Regions from separate parts of the Mus musculus genome. Here region 1 is linked to region 2. The links are chromatin loops, found by intact Hi-C in ENCODE. Cell type or tissue: left cerebral cortex. All regions are shown on one strand. Links, peaks and the distances in the headings refer to the core of each region. The heading gives the core; the rest is flanking DNA.

The links. A loop is a pair of places that touch in the nucleus more often than their neighbours do. Peaks named below come from ENCODE experiments on the same cell type or tissue, not always from the same donor. Only the 100,000 strongest peaks of a DNase experiment are listed, where the experiment ranks them.
Region 1: a loop joins it to region 2, with 1.9 times the contacts of the local background. A loop is called at or near these places in 1 of 42 quality-filtered maps.

What each region holds. Positions count from the first base shown.
Region 1 is chr2:71,650,345-71,660,863 of GRCm38, forward strand. It overlaps Gm36909 (a long non-coding RNA gene), which reads left to right and starts at 5,333. Exons shown (of 3, transcript XR_866411.2): 1 at 5,333-5,799; 2 at 6,386-6,473; 3 at 7,178-7,340. In left cerebral cortex, for the core only: no CTCF peak of the experiment used is centred there; a DNase peak (open chromatin) is centred at 5,825; H3K4me3 peaks cover 620 bases.
Region 2 is chr2:71,780,852-71,791,370 of GRCm38, forward strand. It overlaps Itga6 (integrin alpha 6), which reads left to right and starts at 6,088. Exons shown (of 26, transcript NM_008397.4): 1 at 6,088-6,469. The coding sequence starts at 6,288. In left cerebral cortex, for the core only: no CTCF peak of the experiment used is centred there; DNase peaks (open chromatin) are centred at 6,140, 6,419 and 7,117; H3K4me3 peaks cover 2,414 bases; H3K27ac peaks cover 1,372 bases.

The sequences.
Region 1 (10,519 bases), core at 2,963-7,962, 130 kb before region 2:
GGGGAAAATTGGTGGTTGATTAACTCTGGCAAGCTTTTAACAAGTTCCAATTTTGTAATTTGAAGCTGAACTCAGGAATGAAGCCATCTGCTAAAGCTGAAGGTTAGGACACTCTCCGACTTAGAGTCCAGCATTAAAAAAATTCCATACAATATACAACCTGTCATTTGGGGATGTTTAATCTACTCTCAAAGATATTCAACTACCACTACTGTTTAATTGTAAAATGTCCCCATTGGCCAGCATTCACACTTTCTCCTCTCTGGCATGTTACTCACAAGTCTGCTTTCTGTCTCTACAGATCTGTCCATTTGGGCACTTTATGAAATCACGTACCATGTGGCCTCTTGTGGCTTCTTTCACTTAGCATGATCCGTTATAAAAACATGTTTATTATTGTTGTGTTTGTGTGTGTGGTGTGTATATGTGTATATATGGTGTCTGTGTACATGTGTGTGTGTGTATATATATATATATGTATATATATGTTTGTATACATATATATACACACATATATAAATATATATATATATATATATATGTGAGTGTGAGTGTGTGTACATAATGTGTATGGTGTGTGTGTGTGTGTGTGTAGGTCAGAGGACAGATAGCTCTGCGAAGTCTCTTCCCTCCTTCCACCTTTAAATGATTTCTGCAGGTTGAATGTAGGTTGTCTGGCTGTGCATCAGGCCTGTTTCCCAGAGCTATCTTGCCTGTCCTAGCATCGTGCTTCTGAGAGTCATCTGTGACACTGCCTGGATAGAGCTTTACTATTTTTTTATGGTGGAATAATATTCAGCCTATGAGTAATTGCAATAAAAATCCACATATCGGTGGGTGGCTCCTTTTTTAAAATAAGCTGCAAACTCTGGATGAAGGGAGCCTCCTGCATGGGATTTTTAAAAACTGCAACAATCAAACTACATCAGCAGTTTGTTTGTTTGTTTGTTTCCATCCACAGTTTAGCATGCTAAATAAATTGTTACATCAGGTCTCCAGCGATAGTATTTTGAAAGCTAAAAAGCAGAATGTCTTCTTGACCAGAAAATGGAGTCTCTAAGGTTTGTGACTACAGTGAGCTGTCTTCTTAAGCCACCTATCCTCCTACACAGCCCTTCCTGAGTGATAAGTCCCAGAGTTCCAAGCCACCGACCTACTTCTCAAGAGAGGGACCTTTTGGTATCTTTCGTTTAACCATCCATATCAAATGTTTTCATTCAAACATTACCCAGCATCATGATTTGCAGTCAAAAATTATGGTCCGTATATCTGATGAGACTTGCAGCCCTTATACCTTGGTACAGCAGCAGTATCAAGAGAAAACTTCCTAGGAAATTGGGATAGTTGTCATAGTCATAACTAAATAAATAAAATGTAAAATCCAAAAGGGAGGGGGGGGCCTGGAGCAGCCACACCCACAGGGCAGCTTAGGGATGGGGCAATCAGGCTCCCCCCCCCCCCAGATCAGCTTCCCTAGACCTCTGAAGGACTTATTGCCGGCAAACCCCCAGGGCATTCCTTCTCTTTGAAATAATTTCAGGATTGCTGTCATCAATACACGGCTCCCTGCTGCTTGCTTCAGCCTGTCTCTCTCTCTCTCTCTCTCTCTCTCTCTCTCTCTCTCTCTCTCTCTCTCTCTCTGTGTGTGTGTGTGTGTGTGTGTGTGTGTAATCACCTAGACAGGGATTAGCAAGAAACTATTTAAGAATTCATTTGATGGTTAATGATGGAAAATCCCAGGATTTAAAAGGAGCGAGCAGGAAGGGGAACAAAAAGCCTGACTGGTTTTCCAGAGAGATGCGAAATTCTTCATCTCTGTAATTTAAGGTCTTGAACCCTACTGTGGGGGCAGGGAGAGAAGTAGAGGCCCTGAACGCAGGGAGGTAATGTCACATCTCTGATCCTTTGGTGCAAGCAAAGAAACCTGATGACGAATAGCCTATTTCCTCTTTCCCCCACCTAAACCTGTCTCAGGCTTTCCCGTACTCTGCACTTTGCAGACCTCAACAAGAAAGGCGGCTCCCTGCCAGCCCGGGCGCCGATATGAGTTCAGGCACTGGAATGCGGCAGATGGGAGGGACTCCCAGGTTGTTCTCCTTGTGCAAATCCAGATGGCCAGAGGGTGTCTTCCCAACTGAGTTCCCTCACCCACCTCTTCATTTATTCATCCTCTCTCTTCCCTCGTTTTCTTCTGACTTCTCTCAAAAGCCTGACAGCTGTCTCTCCCCCTCCCCCCCAGCTGCCTCTACCAACCATCTTTCTAAGGCTTCTGTCAAGGCCAGCCATTGCAGGAAGAGGGCAGCATCTTGCTTTGAAGGTTCTGGCCTAGCATAACAATCAGCATGTTTTTGAGACCCACTTGAGGATCTGGGCGTGGTGGGGAGGGATCAAGTGTTTGGCCTATCCCAGGGGATATTAGTCACCCAAATTATGTCTCAGGATTGAAAAGATTATTAGACAAGTTCACACATGGGGAGTGGCTGGCAGACGGGCCACTCCTTGTTGAAGCTTGAGGTTTGGGATTCTGATTTGCCTTCTTTGCATGTTTTCTTTCCTTACATGAAAATAAAGCCTTCAAGAGACACGCTGGGAAGTTTTGGGAATGCAGTTTCCTTAAGGAGGTATAACAGTGAGGATACATGCATATGCAAATGTTACCATAAAATCTATTATTTTGTATAACAACTTAAAATTAATAAAAATAATTAAAATTGATTTTAAAAAGAAAAAGAGAGAATGGAGAATAAAACAAAAAGGTAGACATGATTAAAAGAAGTCAGAACAAATCCCTCCCTCATATTGTCTCTATGCTAATGGGACCATCTATAGGTGGACTGCAGAATGGGTGTGTACATGTCAGGACAGACTGGAAAGCTGCAGAGGAGGAGGAGGAGGAGGAGAAAGAGGAAAAAGAGAAGAAAAAGGAGAAGAAGGAGAAGAGAACTTAAGGAGACCAAAGGAGTCAAGGGGCCCCAGGATAAAACTCCAGCTTTTGAAAAATTGTATCTGTTGGTAGAACATGTCACTGGACTCATCAGAGGCCTATGGTGAGTCAGAGGCAGCCATGGGCCCAAAGGCTGGGCTTGCCAGGATCTTCGCCGAATTCCAGAAGCCAAGAAAGGACCTCTCTGAATGCTCAAGAGGCAGAGATGGGGATCCCTGGAGTCTGCTGGCTGACCAGTCTAGCTGAATCCTGAGCTCCAATGACAGATGTGTCTGGAAAAAGAACATAGTAAGAGATGGAGGAAGACTGCCTTGACTCCCACTTAGCCTACACACATGTGCACATGTTGAAGCGGAAGCTTCCCCCTCCAACATCGTCTAATTCTTTTGCCTGCTTGTGGAGGACAAGAAAGGGTCGAGTGTGTCTAGATCTGTTGGTTTCTGTTTTGTGTGTTTTTGTGTATGTGTTTAGAGCTCTGTGAAAATCTAGAAAAACAAAGGTAATTCTCATAGGTGCTTTATACCCTGACTAGAGATAGTTTACACCTGAGATAGTTTTCCACACACGGGCACACACACACTCTGTAAAACATATACCACATACATACGCATAATTTCCACGAAAGCAAATTTTAAATGTTCCTATCAATACATATAAAGAAAATGCAGGAGTTACAGAGACAAAATTTGGAGCTGTGACAAAAGGATGGACCATCTAGTGATTGCCATATCCAGGGATCCATCCCATAATCAGCTTCCAAACGCTGACACCATTGCATACACTAGCAAGATTTTGCTGAAAGGACCCAGATATAGCTGTCTCTTGTGAGACTATGCCGGGGCCTAGCAAACACAGAAGTGGATGCTCACAGTCAGCTATTGAATGGATCACAGGGTCCCCAATGGAGGAGCTAGAGAAAGCACCCAAGGAACTAAAGGGAACTGCAACCCTATAGGTGGAACAACAATATGAACTAACCAGTACCCCGGAGCTCTTGTCTCTAGCTGCATATGTATCAAAAGATGGCCTAGTCGGCCATCACTGGAAAGAGAGGCCCATTGGACTTGCAAACTTTATATGCCCCAGTACAGGGGAACGCCAGGGCCAAAAAGGGGGAGTGGGTGGGTAGGGGAGTGGGGTGGTGGGTATGGGGGACTTTTGGGATAGCATTGGAAATATAAATGAGGAAAATACCTAATTAAAAAAAAATAAAAAATAAAAAAAGATTCATCTTGTAATCTTCATATGGCATGAATGAAGATCTATTACAATTGGTTATTGCTCAAATTAACTCAAAAAAAAAAAAAAAAGAAAATGTTAAGCATTTCAAAATATATGCCTATGTCCAGTGTGGGAGACTTGAGATCCATAACGCTCTTGCTTTTTAGAGAGCAGGGGAGCCCTTTACAGCAGCCCCACTCCACAGTGTGTGTAGGTTTGTGTGTGTTTATAGGTGTGTATGTGTGTATTGTAGGGGTGTGTAGTGGTGTGTGTATATGCATATAGGTATGTGTGTATGTATGTGTATATAGGTTGTGTGTTTATAGGGGTGTGTGTATGCATATAGTTTATGTGTGTATAGGGTTGTGTGTATGTATATGAGTGTGTTCATAGGGGGCTTGTGTGTGTAGGAGTGTGTTTGTATGTATGTGTCTAGGGGCATAGGTGTATGTGTAGGGGTGTGTGTAGGTAAGTGTATCTGTGTTTGGTGTGTGTGCATGTGTGTGTGTGTGTATGTGTGTGTGTTTATAGGGGCATGTATATGTAGGGGTGTGTGTATATATAAGGGTGTGAGAGTAGGAATGTGTGTGTAGGTGTGTGTCTAGAGGTATAGGTGCATGTATAGGGATGTGTATAAGTGTGTGTAGGAGAGTTGCCACTCTTTGCACGTGCTTCCCAGTGCACTGAGACTGGCTACTACTGCTTCTGTCCTAATGGTCAGATTCCCACAGAGCAGGCCTGAGAAACAGCAACAGTGCTGGTGGCAAGTCTGCCGGTGGGAACCTGTTCTGTGGGTCACGGTTAGCCTCGGATTTTCTCTCAGGTCAGGCTGACCCTGTGGCCCTGTCCAGGCAAAGGTCACACCTGTGCCCCCAAAGCCAGCTGTAGCCTCCCCCACCGGGAGACCGCTAGCCCATCTCCCACCCCCCACCCCCCGGGTTGGGTCTGGTGTTTCCACCCACCCAGCATTATGATTCTCGGCTTGCTTTTTGGTTTTTTTGAGGGGGGGTCTTTAAATTTTGTTTTCTTTTGCTTTATGAAAGCAACCCACAGATCTATGTAAAAACAGTTTGATCCATGCAGATTTCGAAAAATGTCAGAAAAACAAGCAAGCAAACCAGTTATTGTGTAAGAGCTGTATACCCGGTAGACACTTTCAAACCCCAAGGTGAGCCCACAACTACATGTGGGGAACTGTTTGATGTCACAATAATCTGAATAGGCTCCCCTTCACCTAGTAGCTAGAGAAGCCTGAGGGGCGGCCCTCCCCTTCACCTTGTTGCTAGAGAAGCCTGGAGGGTCTGGCACTTTCAGCCCCTTTCACTCGGCTAAGCACCCTGCTGTGGGCTTCCCTTTCTTTCCCGCTCAGGCCAGCCCCGCCCCCACCCCAAAGCCGTTCGAGGTCTTTGTATCAGCCGAGAAAGGAGGAGCCGAAATTAGATTGTGTGGGAGGTCAGCAAAGAAGAGGGAGAGGAGCCCCCAGTGGTCTGAGGTTTCCTAAGTGACTTTGCAGGTCCTTCCTAACCCCTGCCCCCACAGGACTCCCCTGCACATTCCGCTGCTGTAACAGTACAGTTAGCCAGCACAAAAGAATCCAAGCAAGATATACTAGGAGCCAGGGATGCCGCTCAACGGTAAAGGGCTTGTCTAGCCTGTGGGAGGCCCGGGGTTGGATCGTCTTTGTTCTTGGTGGGGCGGAGGAATGAGGCTACAGGTTGTTCCCAAGGAGTCCCCTCCCCCACTGTACCCGTTGGGATCAGACCAGCTCCCGCAGGGATGAGAAGATCCTGAACTTACAGACGGATGCCTGAGTGCTCTTTCTCCCAGTGAGGGCCATGTTGCTGTGGGGAGGGCATTTCAGTCAACACACACTGCCTGGGTATCTGCTGCCGGGGGTGGGAGGTGGTGGGGGTGGGAAGATAACGAGCCAGAGTCCTGCTGGATTGCTGCGGAGAGCACCTGTCTCCAGACTTTAGTAGATGTACATTCATATAAGAGTGAAAGTGGGTTGCCCTACTCACTATTTTGTCTAAATTATATGATGTACTGTTCTATATATAGATGCAATGATTTACATATATTATCAAATAAACATGAGATTAAGACGGATGACTTTTTTAAAAGTTGAGAATCATGCAAATGACCTGTGGTGGCCTCTAGTTCTGGACCCCCAAAGGTCAACTCACATGTGGCTGCTTCTGAGAGCCTCATCCTTTCTAGGAAATGGATCTACACAGTTGGCTTCTTGGGCTCATTATCGAATGAAGAAGCCACGTGTCGGAACACTGACCAGCAGATTGGCTTGGAGGTGTGAGGCCAGGCTGCAAAAGGGTGGGGAGGGAGGCTGGTTTCCGGTACTATGAGAAAGAAAGTACCTCTCAGGCAGGTAGGAATAATGGCAGGGGTTTTGAGTGCAACAACTTTCACCGTGTCAGATGCTCTGCTTGACCAAGTATTAGAAGCAGGGAGGTTTAACTATTGGCAAAGAGGAAGGAAAACAACAGCAATAAAACAAGATGAAAACAAAACCAAAAACATAAAACAAACAAACCAAAACCAACTCTTGGTCAAACTCTAAAGCTGAGGATAAAATTGCTGCCTCCCCCAAGAGCAAACGACTCAGGCTGAGGTTGAGGAGGGTTAACTAGTAAGTTGTAACTAGTAAGTTGTATGTGTAACCAGGGCTGGACAAGCATCCCCCAATGGCGGTACAGTTCCAAGTCTCCAGCTTTTCTCCAGCTACACCGGCATCTTTTTTTTTTTTTTTTTTTTTTTCAAGATCCCAAGCTAGAAAGGTGTGAGTCGGTGATAACATTATGTTGCTCTGTGTGATGGCAGTGGAAGCCTGGAAGGACCAGGGACAGAAATTAGAGATGGAAGTGTTTTGATGTGTCAAAGGTGAATCATGATGAAGGTCAGAGAAGCCATGTTGATCTTTATTCATTTTTAAAGTAGCTCTTAGTAATGCCACGATTTCTCCTTTCTTTTTGTTTTCTTTAATTGTTGACTCAGGAAGCTGGTCGATTTGGGAAAGCTTATCTGTATTAACAGAAACCAATTGCTGTTTTAGTTCAAGCAATAAATAATGCTCTTCTAAACATAGAGTGAAGTATATTTTTAAAATAGCTGCGGAATCGAAGGTCAAAATGAAAGTAGGGTAAGGTGATTTCTGTGATGCTCCACATTCTCCATTACTAGTCTGACTTTAGGGCCCAAAATAGGACTTTTACTCAATAGTATTTTTAAAAATAAAATGATCTAGCATTTAAAAAATGAAAGCTTAGTGAATCCTTTAACTGTTTAAGTAAATGATATCCCTTTAAGGAAGTAAATCTTAATTGTTTTAATGATTTCCTTCATAGACCACAAAGTCTCACTTTTTTTTCTTTTTCTTTCTTTCTTTCTTTCTTTCTTTCTTTCTTTCTTTTTTTTTTTTTTTTTTTTTTTTTATGACAGGGTTTCTCTGTGTAGCCCTGGCTGTCCTGGAACTCACTTTGTAGACCAGGCTGGCCTCGCACTGAGTGCTCCCACCTGCCTCTACCCTGAGCACTGAGACTAAAGGCGTGGGCCACCATGCCAGGCAGATCACAACTTACTATTTATATCATGAGTTAAAAACATTGTGGGCCGGCTACTGTACCGACCTCCAGAGTCCTGTACAGGCAGAGAGCACAGTGGCTGATCTGTGGCCATGAGGATGGAAACAAGATCTTTCTGAGAGATTTTACTTCAGAGTTTTTCTTCTGAAACAGTAGCTCTTAACCCCCGGGAGCTCACAGCTTCCTTTACGGTCTCTGTCCCTACCTGTTCTGGCCCAGTCTTATTTTCACAACGAAATCAGTGTGCAGTCTTAGGGAGACTGGAGGACTCTTGCCTTAAGCCCCTATAAATCTCGGTGAGTGGAGACAGAGAGCGCAGGCTGATGGTGGGTGGTGATGTTCACTGTGATGGACAGCCCCAAGTACGGCAGTGGAAGAGGCCTGTTTGTATCTCATCCCCTGAAGTACTGGATTTGGTGGGGTTGGCTTAATAGCCAAGAGGAAGTTTGCATTAGTAACTAATGAGCTAGAATTTATTTATTGTGGTGGTTTGACTAAGAATGGCACCCACAGGCTCATATATTTGAATGCCTAGTCATTGGGGAGTGGCACGACTTAAGGATCAGGAGTTGTGGCCTTGTTGGAGGACGCATGTCACTGGCTTTGAAGATTCAAAAGCCCAAACCAAGTTCGTTCAGTGCCCCTCTCTCTTCCTGATGTCCATGGATCCAGATGTAGAACCCTCAGCTATTCCTCCAGCACCATGTCTGCCTGTGTGCTGCATGCTCCCCACCAAGAGTCACATGAGCTAAACCTCTGAAACTATACGCAAGCCCCTGGAGAGGGAACATCTTGTGTGTCGCATAGATGCTTCACCTGCCAACTAAAAAGCCTATGACCTATGTCTCAGGCAGGGAATAGAAGGTGGGGCATCGGGAGGAAAAAGATTTCTGGGAGAGAAGGAGGCAGGGAGATTCGCCAGGAAGGTGTGAAGAGACAGGCGCATGGTACCTGAGCACAGGTAACCAGCCACGTGGCAAAATGTTATTTTATATTTGGTTATTTGGGTTATTATAGTTATGATCTAGTCAGAGTAGAGCCTAGGCAGCCAAGGTATTTGTAAATATATTTTGAATCTTTTTGGGGAGCATTGGGCTGGGAGGCAGAACCGGATCTAACTTCTCTAAACCCCAATTAAATGCTTTTATAAGAGTCATGGTGTTGACATTTGTTGATTCACTGGAGGCAGAGGAGTGTGTGGGTCTGTGTTGGCTTCTTCCATCATGTGGGTCCCTGGGATGGAACTCAGATCATGAAGTCTGTTGGCAGGTGCCTTTCCCTGCTGAGCTATATCTCCCTGGCCCCAGTCAGCTGGGTTTTAATGGGTTTGCAGTGTACTGAGTGGAATGGAAGTGAGGATTGCCACAAATCCTCTCTGACTTTGGGGCCTGCCTCCAAAGCAAAACAAACCCTACCAGGACCAAAACTTTGTCTTCCTCCTTTGAGGAGTCCTTTGGCATTCCTGTTTTTCAGTGACACATCTTGCTCACTAGTTCTTAATGATCCAAGAGAACACCCTCATTGAATTTCTCCTCCTAAGTAATCACGGGTCTGGGACAAAGAGGAGAACTTAGCTCAAATAACGTCTAGTGGCCAAGTCCCCTAGAATAGGTGGGGTAGGAGCTAGCAGATCCTTAAACCCGCAAATCTTTCTAATGAAAGGCAGGTGTTAAATATCAATATTCCACATGAGGGAGAAAAAGGGAATACCTTTTTGAAGGGTTTGTTCCTGTTGGAAGGCGCTGGCAGATGGCGGTTCTTTTCCAGAAGTTATGGTAAGACTTAAGGGTTGACTCAGCAGATAAAGGCACTTGACTCCAAACCTAAGGATCTGAGTCCAATTCCAGGGATCCACGTGATGGAAAGAGCAAACCAACTCCCATAAGTTTTCCTCTGACTCCCCAGGGAATCAAAGGAAATGTCTTAGTCACTATTTACCGCTGTGAAGAGACACCATGACTACAGTTCTTATAAAAGAAAGCATTTACTTGGGACTTGCTTATAGTTTTACAGGCTTAGTCCATTATCATCATGGTGGGGAGCCTGTAGCACACAGGCAGACATGGTGCTGGAGAAATAGCTGAGAGATCCATAGACAACAGGAAGAGAGAGGTACAGGATGTGGCTTGGGCTTTTGAATCCTGGCTCTACATTTTACTAACAGCAGGGAATGAAGAACCTGGGCTTCTTAAAGAGTGATTCTGCTCTTTGTGGCATCAGTCTCTGAATTATGGCAGGATTAACCCTGAAAGCACAATTCTGGCAAGCCTTCTCAACTTCCTGAGCCCGGTTTTCCTCTGTAAAATGATCACTCTGATCTTAAAGTGTTGTGGTGTCAAACTAAGTGAAATAATGTGTTCTATGTATTTTATCAACTCTAACACACACACTTTTTCCTACATGCTAAAATGCTCTCTAAAATTGTAATGGCATTCAGGGGCATGTCTAGGTTTTATGGAGGCCTGGACTTTATATTACCTGGAAAAAGAAAGGTAGAAATTATATAAACACAGTACTCATGTATTAAATCCCCTGCCTCCAACCTGAGAAGAGAGCATAAGCTATAGAATTAAAATTAGGCAACAATGTATTTGTTTAGATGAAGAATCACAACAAAATTACAATTTTTAAAAGGGACACAGAAATCACAAACAATATAAACTACTTCCTTTCCCAATACCTCATGACATATAAAAATTAATCATGTGACCAGCTTCTGCAATATCTCTGTACTCCTTTGCTTTGGTCAAAGCTG
Region 2 (10,519 bases), core at 3,472-8,471:
CTAGCCGGCGGCTCCCCTGAGCTGTTTGTTCTTCTGCGGCTGTGGTGCCAAGTTCAGTGTACCTTGTTGCTTCACCAAAGGCTGGCAAGACGGAAACTGTTCAGCATCAGAGAGAAACACAAGCTCGTTGAAACTCAACCTCAGACACTGAGAAACTGTGATTTGACAGAGGCTGTTTGCAAACTCCAGCCACAGACAACGGTTCCTCCTGTCCATATAGCGTCAGTAAGTGCCGCTCTAAGTGATCTCATTGCTATAGTCTCTGTGTTTAATGCCTGCAGCCCGAAGTCTCTTACTTCCTTTGTTAAAGTGCTTTCTGCTCCTTCTTCATTCTCACTGTCTCTGCTTTATTAAGCGAGTATTTAGGAGTACATGGACTGGACTACACATCTCCCATAATATATAATCTCATTTAATTCTCTCATAATCTGCTGAGGTGAGCATTCTGAACATTTTACAGATTAGAATCCTGAGTCTTAGGGGGCTGGAGCAACAGGGCAAAGGTTAAGAGCTCTTCCTGTTCTTATAGAAGACTGGGGTTTGGGTTTCAGCACCTACATCAGGTGGCACACCTGTAACTCCAGTTCCTCAGAGATCTGGAACTCTCTTGTAGACCCCACAGACATCTCCACACATGCAGTGCACACACATACACATAAGGAAGTATAAAATGAAGTCCAACATTTTCTCAAAAGAAACTGGGGCTGGAGAGATGGCTCAGTGGTTAGCACAAAGGTTGCTCTCCTGGAGGACCCAGGTTCAATTCCCAGCACCCACACAACAGCTCACCCCTGTCTGTAACTCCAGCTTCTGACACCCTCACACAGACATACCCGCAGGCAAAACACCAATGCACATAAAATAAAAATAAATTTTAAAACAGAAGAAAAAAGGAAAGAGACGTGACAGCTAGAGAGGTCATTTGTTCCAGGGCCCGAGGTGGGCAGTGGGTGAGGCTATGCCCACGGAGGGATTCATAATTTGATGGAGTTACTTGGAGGTGATGGAATCCTGTGGGGGTGGGACCTACTCAGAAGAAGTGGGTCAATGGGGACTTGTCCCTGGGGCTACTTGCTCTGGATCCTTCTCTGTCCAACTTCTGGGTAGTCACGAAGTCCAAAAGCTCTGCTTCCCACATCCTTGCATCTCAATGCTCTGCTTCCTCAGAGCCCAGAAACAATGTCTCCAATGGACTGAAGCCTCTACACCATAAACCAAGATAAACCCTTCCTCAGGCTGTTTGCTCGTTGTGTCACGGAGACAAGAGGCTGACTAACACAGCCGATAGTTTTTCCCTTCAATGAGTTAATTCCAAAATAACTCATTCTTAGCTTTTTCAAGATTGTACTGTGCAAGACAAGGAATACCTAGGGCTTCGTGTTTTTTTCTAATAATGAGTGTCTGGGCTGGAGAACCAAGTTTGCCATGGCAGAGATCTCATCTCAGAGTTGGGAACTTGCTGTTCCATTGAACGTGATTTGTTTAAGCTTTATAATTTTTTTTCTGGCTGGCAAATGTAGCTCCCTGGCTTAGAAAATTTCTCTGGAGGAAAAAAAAAAAAAAGACTCTCACCCTAAAATGGCACCATGAAATACTCTGCAGTCTACCCCATTTTAATGACCTCATTGTAAATGAATTAGAAACATTCAAGAGCAATTTACTTTAAAATAGATCTGGGTGTTAAAATAAGAGACAGCTGGCAGTGGGATTTTTCTGACCTCAACCAAAGAAACATTTGTCCCAGGAAGATACAATGTATAACAACTGATAAATAAATAAACAACTTAACAAATAAATGACTTAACATAGGAAATAACAAATAAAACAACTTAAAAATATTACAATTTGATATGGAAGAGAAAACTTCCTATCATTGAGAATAGCCTCATTTGAAACCATTCAATGTCCACTTTTCATTCATAAGACTATAACAGGGGTCAGGATGCCTAGCTCCTGAAAGCTCATGGGCAAGCCTGAGCCTGAGTGGAGGGTGGCTCTAGTGCGACATTATGGACATATTATGCTTTATCAACTCGGTTAATCCCTTCTACAGCGAGGTCCTGGGGAGGCAGGTCATTCCCACTGCACAGTTGAGAAAATGAAACAGCCCCATGGTTATAAGGCAGAGGCAGGATGTGAGGCAAGGACAAGGTCCCGCAGACCGGGCTAACCTCTGACACACGACCTCTCTTTGAAGGGTTCCCAGGAAATGTAAGCCTGGGTTAAAATGTTTCACTGACGTGGAAGAATTTCTATGCTGCAGAAAAGCAGCATATAGGATATTCTCTAATAGCAGAGTGATTCCAGTTCCCAGGAAACAGAAACTATATTGGATATGGCACAACTTCTTTGTCCTTCTCTTTGGGTGACCAGTACTTTAAAAATACTTGAAAATTCCCCTACTAATGGTGAGATATTAAATAAATAACATTTTTATTTGTCAAGTATACGGGTAAAACTAAGACACCAATAAAACTAAGAACTCCAAAATCTTCGTTCGAGTGAACATCTCTGCTCATAGCTCTCACTGCCTTTGCAGTGAAGATTTCCGGGATGTGAAAGTTTCTTCTGAGATAGTATAATTAGACTCTCAGATTTCCTTTTGTTTTCTAAGCCTTTTTAGAGAAAAGGAGAGGTTGAGACAGGTTTATGCTAGGTAGCCCAGGTTGGCCTCCAACTCATGGGAATCTTCCTAAGTCTTCATTTAAATACAGTAGTTTTCCCAGGTAACTAAATTTACAAAGCCTCTTCTTGCAATGTGTATGTTTTCTATAGGCGTGTACACAGACACATGCATGCACGTACACATACACAGACTCTGACTTGGGTGGTCAGTAAGCTTGTATCACCAGGTTTGAATTCTTACACCACTCTCTCCATCCATACACCTATTTATCTCTTTCTATCTCTGCCTCTTCTCTCAGTCAGCTCTATATATACCACAGGACAACCTGCCTGGGGTTGGTAGCATCCACGGTGGGCTGGGCACCCCTACATCAATTAGCAACCAGTGGCAGATCTTTCTGTCTCATCATTTTCCCAGGAAAACTGTGGGCTTCCCTCCCTCTGTGTTTATCTCATAATTTTTAAGGGTCTCAGTTCCTTTCATCATCGGCCCCAGAGACTGCAATAGCCTCAGTGGGTACAGACCAACCTTTTAACCTCCACGTTATAATACGCTTCTGTAAAATATGCAGCTCAGTCTTGGAATGGAAATGATAACTGAGTCTCAAACAGACTAAAAAACAGAGAATAAACCAGGTAGTGGTGGCACACGCCTTCAATCCCAGCACTTGGGGTTACTGGGATCAGAGAGGCAGGATTTTGACCTCTGAATTTGAGGTCTATAGACCTGGTCTACAGGCTGAGTTCCAGGACAGCCAGGGTTACATAGAGAAACCCTATCTTCAAAACCAAAACCAACCAGACAGACAGACAGACAGACAAGAAAGAAAAAATGGGAATTAGTGACACAGACACACACCTGTAACTGAAGTACTTGGTGGTGGAGTCAAGAGGATAATGAGTTCAAGGTCATCTTCAACTATCTATGGAGTTCAAGGCCAGATTTCCATAGGAAGCAATGACAATCTTCCAAGAGATTCTGTTAGGAGTCTGAGAGTTTGACTCAACACCAGGGATGTTTGGCTTCCTAGGCAGGAAACAGGTGGAAGACAGACAGGCACAACAACTGATAGTTTCTTACCCAGTACGGGCATATTCCAGAACAAGCGTCTCAGCCTTCTTCAGACCAGATTTCATCTCTACAAGTACCATTCGATTTGCACTGTGCATTTGTAATATTTAAATTTAATTTACTGTAATTTAAATGTCAACTTGAGGATTGAAATCAAGAAGGTAACAATGACCATTCATGTATTATTTGCCAATATGTCTAAGGAAGGGAATGACGGGTTCTCCACAGCCTAGAATTAGTCTTAGGAGGAGGAGGGATGTTCAGAATGGCCATTGGCTAATAGGACTTGAGCATGACTGGTCAGAGGGAGCAGTTGCAGTACAGGGCTTGGACTTGAGTGGAATCTGATGGATCTGGGACATATGCGCAGGGTTTGGCTGTTCAGCACAGCTTTCTTAACCAGTTCAGAAGTATTTCAGCAACATGGCAGCTACATCACTGGCTCCTGGCTGAGAACTACCTTGCGATTAAATGTTTAAATGTCAACTTGAGGATTGAAATCAAGAAGGTAACAATGACCTTGAGGTTCCTTATGTCCAACCATCATCAATTGGACCTGTCTTTCAGGGATAGTGGTTGCCATACATGAAAGAAGAAAACGGTTGTGAGTGACACCCACTAAAAATCACACTGCTGATATTTTCTACCTCACTAGACAGTCATTTCTAACAGTTTCTCAATGTCCTTCAGAAGCGCTTGTTCAAACCGTGTGATCTTCAAGATCTCGTGTGCATTTAGATCCATTATACCTCACCCAGGGCAAGATGTGAGATTACTAGTTGTTTGGGAAGTGGCACATCTGCTGGGGACTCACTCTGGCAGCTGCTGCCACCTGTGAAGACCACACGTGATATTCACATAGCTTCTCTGAGTAGCTCCAGCTGTTCTCTTGGTACAGATGTAGAAGGACGCTTTGGGTCTCCCTTGGGACTGCACCCTGCTTCTATTTCCTATGCATGCCTGTTAGGTTCCATGGAAAGGCCCTTTCCAGCATCAGGAGTGTACAGCCCACTGTGATTGTTACCCAGCTCTGGGCAGTTGGTCCTGACTTGTATAGAGAGTTGGCTCAACACAACTAGAGGGAGCACACCACTAAGCAGTTTTTATCCATGGTCTCTGCTCCAGGTTCCCGTCCTGAGTTCTATTATCTGGAAATGTAAGATAAAACAAACTCTTTTCTCCTCAGGTGGCTTTTGGTTAAAATATTAAATTACATCGATAGGAGACAGGGTAGAACAAGGCCCGTTCAGTAAGTTACTGAAAACCAAGACCCTATGCACAACATACATGTTTTTAAGAAGAAAATCGATTATATTAACATATGTCAAAATGTTAACATTTTTTTCTATAGTAATAAATTGCTTCTTTATTGACATACATCGAGATCTAGCAGAGTAGCTACCTAATAACAACTGTAATTTGAAACATCTGCAACAACCAACTTTTCTGGATAAAACAGTATTTTCTACTGATAATTGGGTTGTTGGTACAGTCTCCTGCCTTTGTGGTTTACTGTCTACATTCATAAGAGAAAACATGCTAATCTAAATGTCAGAGGATAATAAAAAATGGTTCACTAAAATGTATATTGTTTGTTCTCAACCAAGTTCTGAGCGTCCCTGAAGCAAGTTTTTCTATCCTAAAATAAACATGCCTCAAAAGCCAACACCTCGCTGGAAAGCCCCACCCTATGCCCGCGAGACTCAAGCCTTCAAGCCACCCACACGGACCTCTAGCTGTCTCTATCTATGCAGTTCTAACTAGACTAGGAAACTTAGGGTAAGAAAAGGGGACAATAGCTAAACTCCAGGGCCCAAGATAGAAGGACTCAGTGTTCCCTACCTAGAGATCTTCCCACAAAAATCTGAGTTGACTTTTTTCTTTTCTTTTCTTTTCTTTTCTTTTCTTTTCTTTTCTTTTCTTTCTTTCTTTTTTTTTTTTTTAAAAAAAAAACCAAAACTCATCAGCACAGAGAAGCCCGCTTCCTAGGCCTGAATGAAACAGTGTGTTTTTAAGTAGCACAGCAACGTTTTCGACGTTTGGGTCCCTGGGGAGCCAGCGAGTATGCAACATCAAGCCAACCCCAAGAGCTGGGCATACTTAGGCGCGTCTTGAACCCTTGGAGAACGGATGTCTTTGCAAGTCAGCCCTATGAGGCCCGCAGTTCAGTGACAGGTAGAAAAAAAGCCTGGCTAGTCTTGCCAAGCTCCGGGACGCTTCCGGGCAGGTGGCGGGAAGGTGGGAGGGCTGCGGCGGGTGCGCCGCTGCGGGGCGGGGCCGGCAGGGAAGGTGCGTGTGGCGGGCGGGGCCTCGGGAGGGGCGGGGCGGGGCGGGGCGGGGCCGGAGTCCCGGTCACTCGATAAAACGCTTGAGAGTCTCCAGAGAACAACGGGCTCATTGAGCAGCAGCTAGCTGCGGGCGTGGGGGAGCGGCCGCACAGTGAGCGTGAGCCGGCCGGGGGTGGGGCCGCGCGCAGGGGCGACCGAGGCCAAGTGGCCGCAGCGGCGCGCCAGGCAGCCCGGCCCCGGCCCCGAGCCCGCGCGCACAGAGGCCGCAGCAGCTCCGCGGGTCCCTCCCACCGCGCGCGCCCATGGCGGTCGCGGGCCAGTTGTGCCTGCTCTACCTGTCCGCGGGGCTTCTAGCCCGGCTGGGTACAGCCTTCAACCTGGACACCCGCGAGGACAACGTGATCCGGAAATCGGGGGATCCCGGGAGCCTCTTCGGCTTCTCGCTCGCCATGCACTGGCAGTTGCAGCCGGAGGACAAGCGGCTGTGAGTTCCCCGACTCTTCCCATCCCCACCGGGGCGCCGCGCTGCGCCAGGGAGAACGAGGGCGCGCCCTGCTGCCGCCCGTCCCGCGTGCCCAGAGCCTATCCGTGGGCTAGCCCAGCTCGGCTCTGCTCTGCCCTGGCCTTCCCTACCTTGCCCTGCCCTGCCCTGCCCTGCCCGCTCGCACTTCTTCGGCCCAAGACTTGAGAGATCCGGGCCCGCCGCGCCCTGCACACGGCGCCTCCCGGGAGTGAGGAGAGCCGAAGGGACAAACCCCGGGCCCGGCCCCGGGATACTTGACTTTCCCCCTCCCCTGAAGTGCTTTCCGCGGTTCTCCACTTCGGGCTTAGTTTGCAGGGACCCCGGCAGGTGGCACGCTTTGCTGAGCTTCACGTGTGCACTAGGGACAGTGATGGGACACAGGGTTGCGGGAAGTCTTCCAGGGAAATGCAGGCCTTTCTCCAACTCTCCGACCGTCCGGTCCCCTCCCTCGTTCGCGCGCCGCGTGGAAGTTGGGAAGCCACTTTTCGCTGTCCCGTATGACTTTCCCTGCAGAGTGGGCTCTCCTGCAGGAGATACTTTAACATGCTTCTTAAAAAGCACCTGTTCCTCAGGACTAGCTCAGCTGTGAAAACAGGCTTCTTCGAGTCGGTGTGCTAGCTCCCCCTCCCAGCTCCCTGATAGATCAGCAGCACTCAAGGATCCTCCGGCCCCAGTGCTGGGTGGGCCTCACGGAGGAGTTAGAGCAAAGTGCCCCTTCTAGGAGGGACTTAGAAAAGAAGGTTCGGAAGTGACAGTCATCCTCCCAAGTGTTTCTTCCAGGAGAAAGCGACTGGCTCTGCCTTTTAAACAGTGTTGGCTCCCACATGACCCAGTTCTTTGATTGGGGAAGATTTTCTGGAGCTTAGTCGCCCAGTCGCAGTGGGGTTAAATTCTTGATCCATGCTCATTCCCACAACAAAAGGTCCTCCTCCCCGCCCAGGTCTTGAGTTGAACCCAGGTCCTTCCAGGACCAGCAGACCGGAGAGAACAGAGTGCAGCCAAGGGGAAAGGAGAGGCCAGAATTATTTTAAACTGGAGAAAACTCCCTTTTCGGATATTTAACAACTTTGGGGTTTGTGCATATTGTGGACTTCAAAATCTTAAGGTCAGATTTTTCTGATACCACCTGCTAGGTGAAGCAGAAGTCTATTGTGGGTGGGATAGTCCCGGGCAGGGAGGGGGTCTGACTCTGCAGGCGTGGCATTCTCCCGAAAATAATTGTTGGTCAGCTGTAAATCTGAAGTGAGAGGGTTTGTTTGTTTGTTTGTCAACTCAAGAGGATGACATTTCAAATCTCAAACACTATTCGAGAAACACATACATTTACCCATGGAGGATTTGAACTTAGTATAGAAGTGACTGTGGGCCAACAGAGGGAAAACATTCTTTGCCTTTATTTAGCATTCTGTCTGTATCAGACCACAGAGATTGGCTTCCTGGATGGACATGTCCAAGCAGACATTATAATGGGGGGAAACTGGGGCAAGAAATGTCCTGAGGACAATGATTTCAAATTGTGCCTTTAGCCAGGAATCACTGTTGTCATTAAGGTGAGCAGCCTTGGGCCTGCTAAAACTTGTCACTACCGCAGGGCTTCTCTGCTATTACAGCTGCTACAGGTCCTCCCAAGACAAGTTCTGGTGCCTTTAAAAAAAAAAAGCCATAGAGCAGTGTTTCTCAAACTGTAGGTTGTGACCCCTTAACAGCGGTTGCATATCAGATATCTATATTACGATTTATAAGAGTAGTAATATTAGTTATGAAGTAGCAATGAAATAATTTTATGGTGTGTGTGTGGGGGGGGGAGTCATGGTGTATGTGTGGGGTGACCACAGCATGAAGAACTGTGTTAAAGGGTTGTAGTGTTAGGAGGGTTGAGAACCACTGTTGTAGAGGACGACAGATGGGAGTACCAGGTCAGACCCTCAGATGAGAAGAGACCCATGGCAAGGGGTACTGGGCCACACCCTAGAACCTAGAGGCAGAATCTGCATTCCAGGAGGCTGTGGGTTCATCTTGTGATATACTCTCCCAGGTTCAAGAATAGCATCAATCCTCTGAGGAGAGTCATATCATGCCCATGGCTTCCTTTTACGGAGAAGAAGGTGGGTGTCAGTGCTAGCCAGTGAGACTGATGGGACTCTGGGCCCAGTTTCCAAACTCAGTGACAACATCTCAGGGACCTGGGGATAGACAGCTGAGTTTAGGTTTCTTGGTCATTGGCACTGATAACCATTTGCTTCGAGCTGTGGTTTCTTCACCTGTACAGTGTAGGTGTTTCTGGGTTGTTGTGAAGATTAAAAGAACACGCAAAATGCTTAGTGTCTGCCCGGTCTGCCCAGCATGGACACCTGTTGGCTAAATGGAAGCTGTTGATAGCGATGCATTTAAAAGTAGAATCTCTAGGCCTACAGTGTTAGATGCCAGCTGCCATACAGGTGTGGTAAGTGTTTGGTGAGTCTGTGATCACCTCACATTAAAACCGAAGGCTCTTGTTTTAAATTAATATCCTGAACTCTCAATCAGACTTATGAACACCAAAGCAGCTAAACTTTACTCCGCCTTAGATTCATTGCAGAAGCAAACTTCTTGAACTTATGACTTTGAGGCAGAAGATAGGTGGGCGGGCGTATAAGATAAATGCACAGCTATAGAGAATGTATCATAACATATCATAACATATCATAACATAAGGCCTTGTCTCTCTTTTCTTTCTTCCTTTCTATTATTTATTTTGGATTTTAAACTTCCTATAATGCCATCTATATATTCAGTAATAGCTTTAGTTAAGATTTTATAGGGAGTAATACTGTGTCTGAGAGCCCCCAAAACACACTGGATATTGCTGATATTTGGGGACTGTCACATTGGATTAGGCACTTTAAACTTTATCTATGTTTCCCGGAGATAAATTACATAAGACTCCAGCAGTTATTAAGCAGACAGCTGAGTGACTGAGGTTGGGTTATAAGCACTTTAATCCTCCCTCTCCTTGGTAGGTGGGGCCCAGTCATCTCTAGCCGTGGAAGGTACAAAGTGATGACTGAATAGAATCTATCCTGTGACTCACTCACTTGGCTCTCTTCTGGGCAAGGATGTATCTGTGTATGATCACCTGGGAGGAGCTGCGTTCATGGAGAGAAGTCTGCTTCACTCCTAGTCTTCATTTTCTCCTTTTGGGTTGTTCGTTTGTTTGTTCGGTCTCCTCCATATTGTCTGAGCGCATCCCAGGCCTACTGTTCTCTCCTCACTTGGATGCTTGTTGACTGTTGGACTTACTCAATTGTCGGATGTAGCTGGAGATCATGCAGTCCATTCGACCCCTTCGTAGATGGAGAAACAGGAGCTGAAGGTCATGAAATGTCTTACCCGAAGCTTTCCAGCTACTTAGGCAGAATCTTAATCAAGATCTGGTTGTGAAGGTGGTATTTCTGGCTCACGCCTGTGCTCTTTTTGTAAGAGGAAACCTCAGAAACGACCTTCAGATGTGGAGGCATTGGCAAGCTGCTGAGTTCTGGAAATGTATTACAGTGTGTTGATTCATTGAACTGCTTCCCATGTAGGTCAGGGCTATCTATTTAAGTATCAGTACATGGACTCTCTTCCTAGTCACCCTCAGCCCAACTGGCTATGGGTCAAGCTCCTTCTGACAGCTAAAGGATGCGACCTGACGGCCTCTCGCCAGGGGTCAGAGGATGTGCACCCAGGCATTTGCTTCCTTGATCTCATTCCTACAACAGAGTGAGTGGCTTGGGGCCATCTTCTAAGAACTGCTGTGTCACCTTGAGTCCCAAGAGTAGGGAGAAGAAACCGCAGTAGTCAAAGGAGACTTAGAAGACATATTAGGAACAATACACTACCATTTAAGATTTTACAGTTTGGAAGTACTGGCATTCTATGGTACGTGGCCCCAAGGACCTGGATTTAACATATTTCTGTACCAATATGGCAGTGAATTCTGTGTTTTAAATAGCAACAGTGGAGCTAAAACAAAAATACGGTTATTTGCTC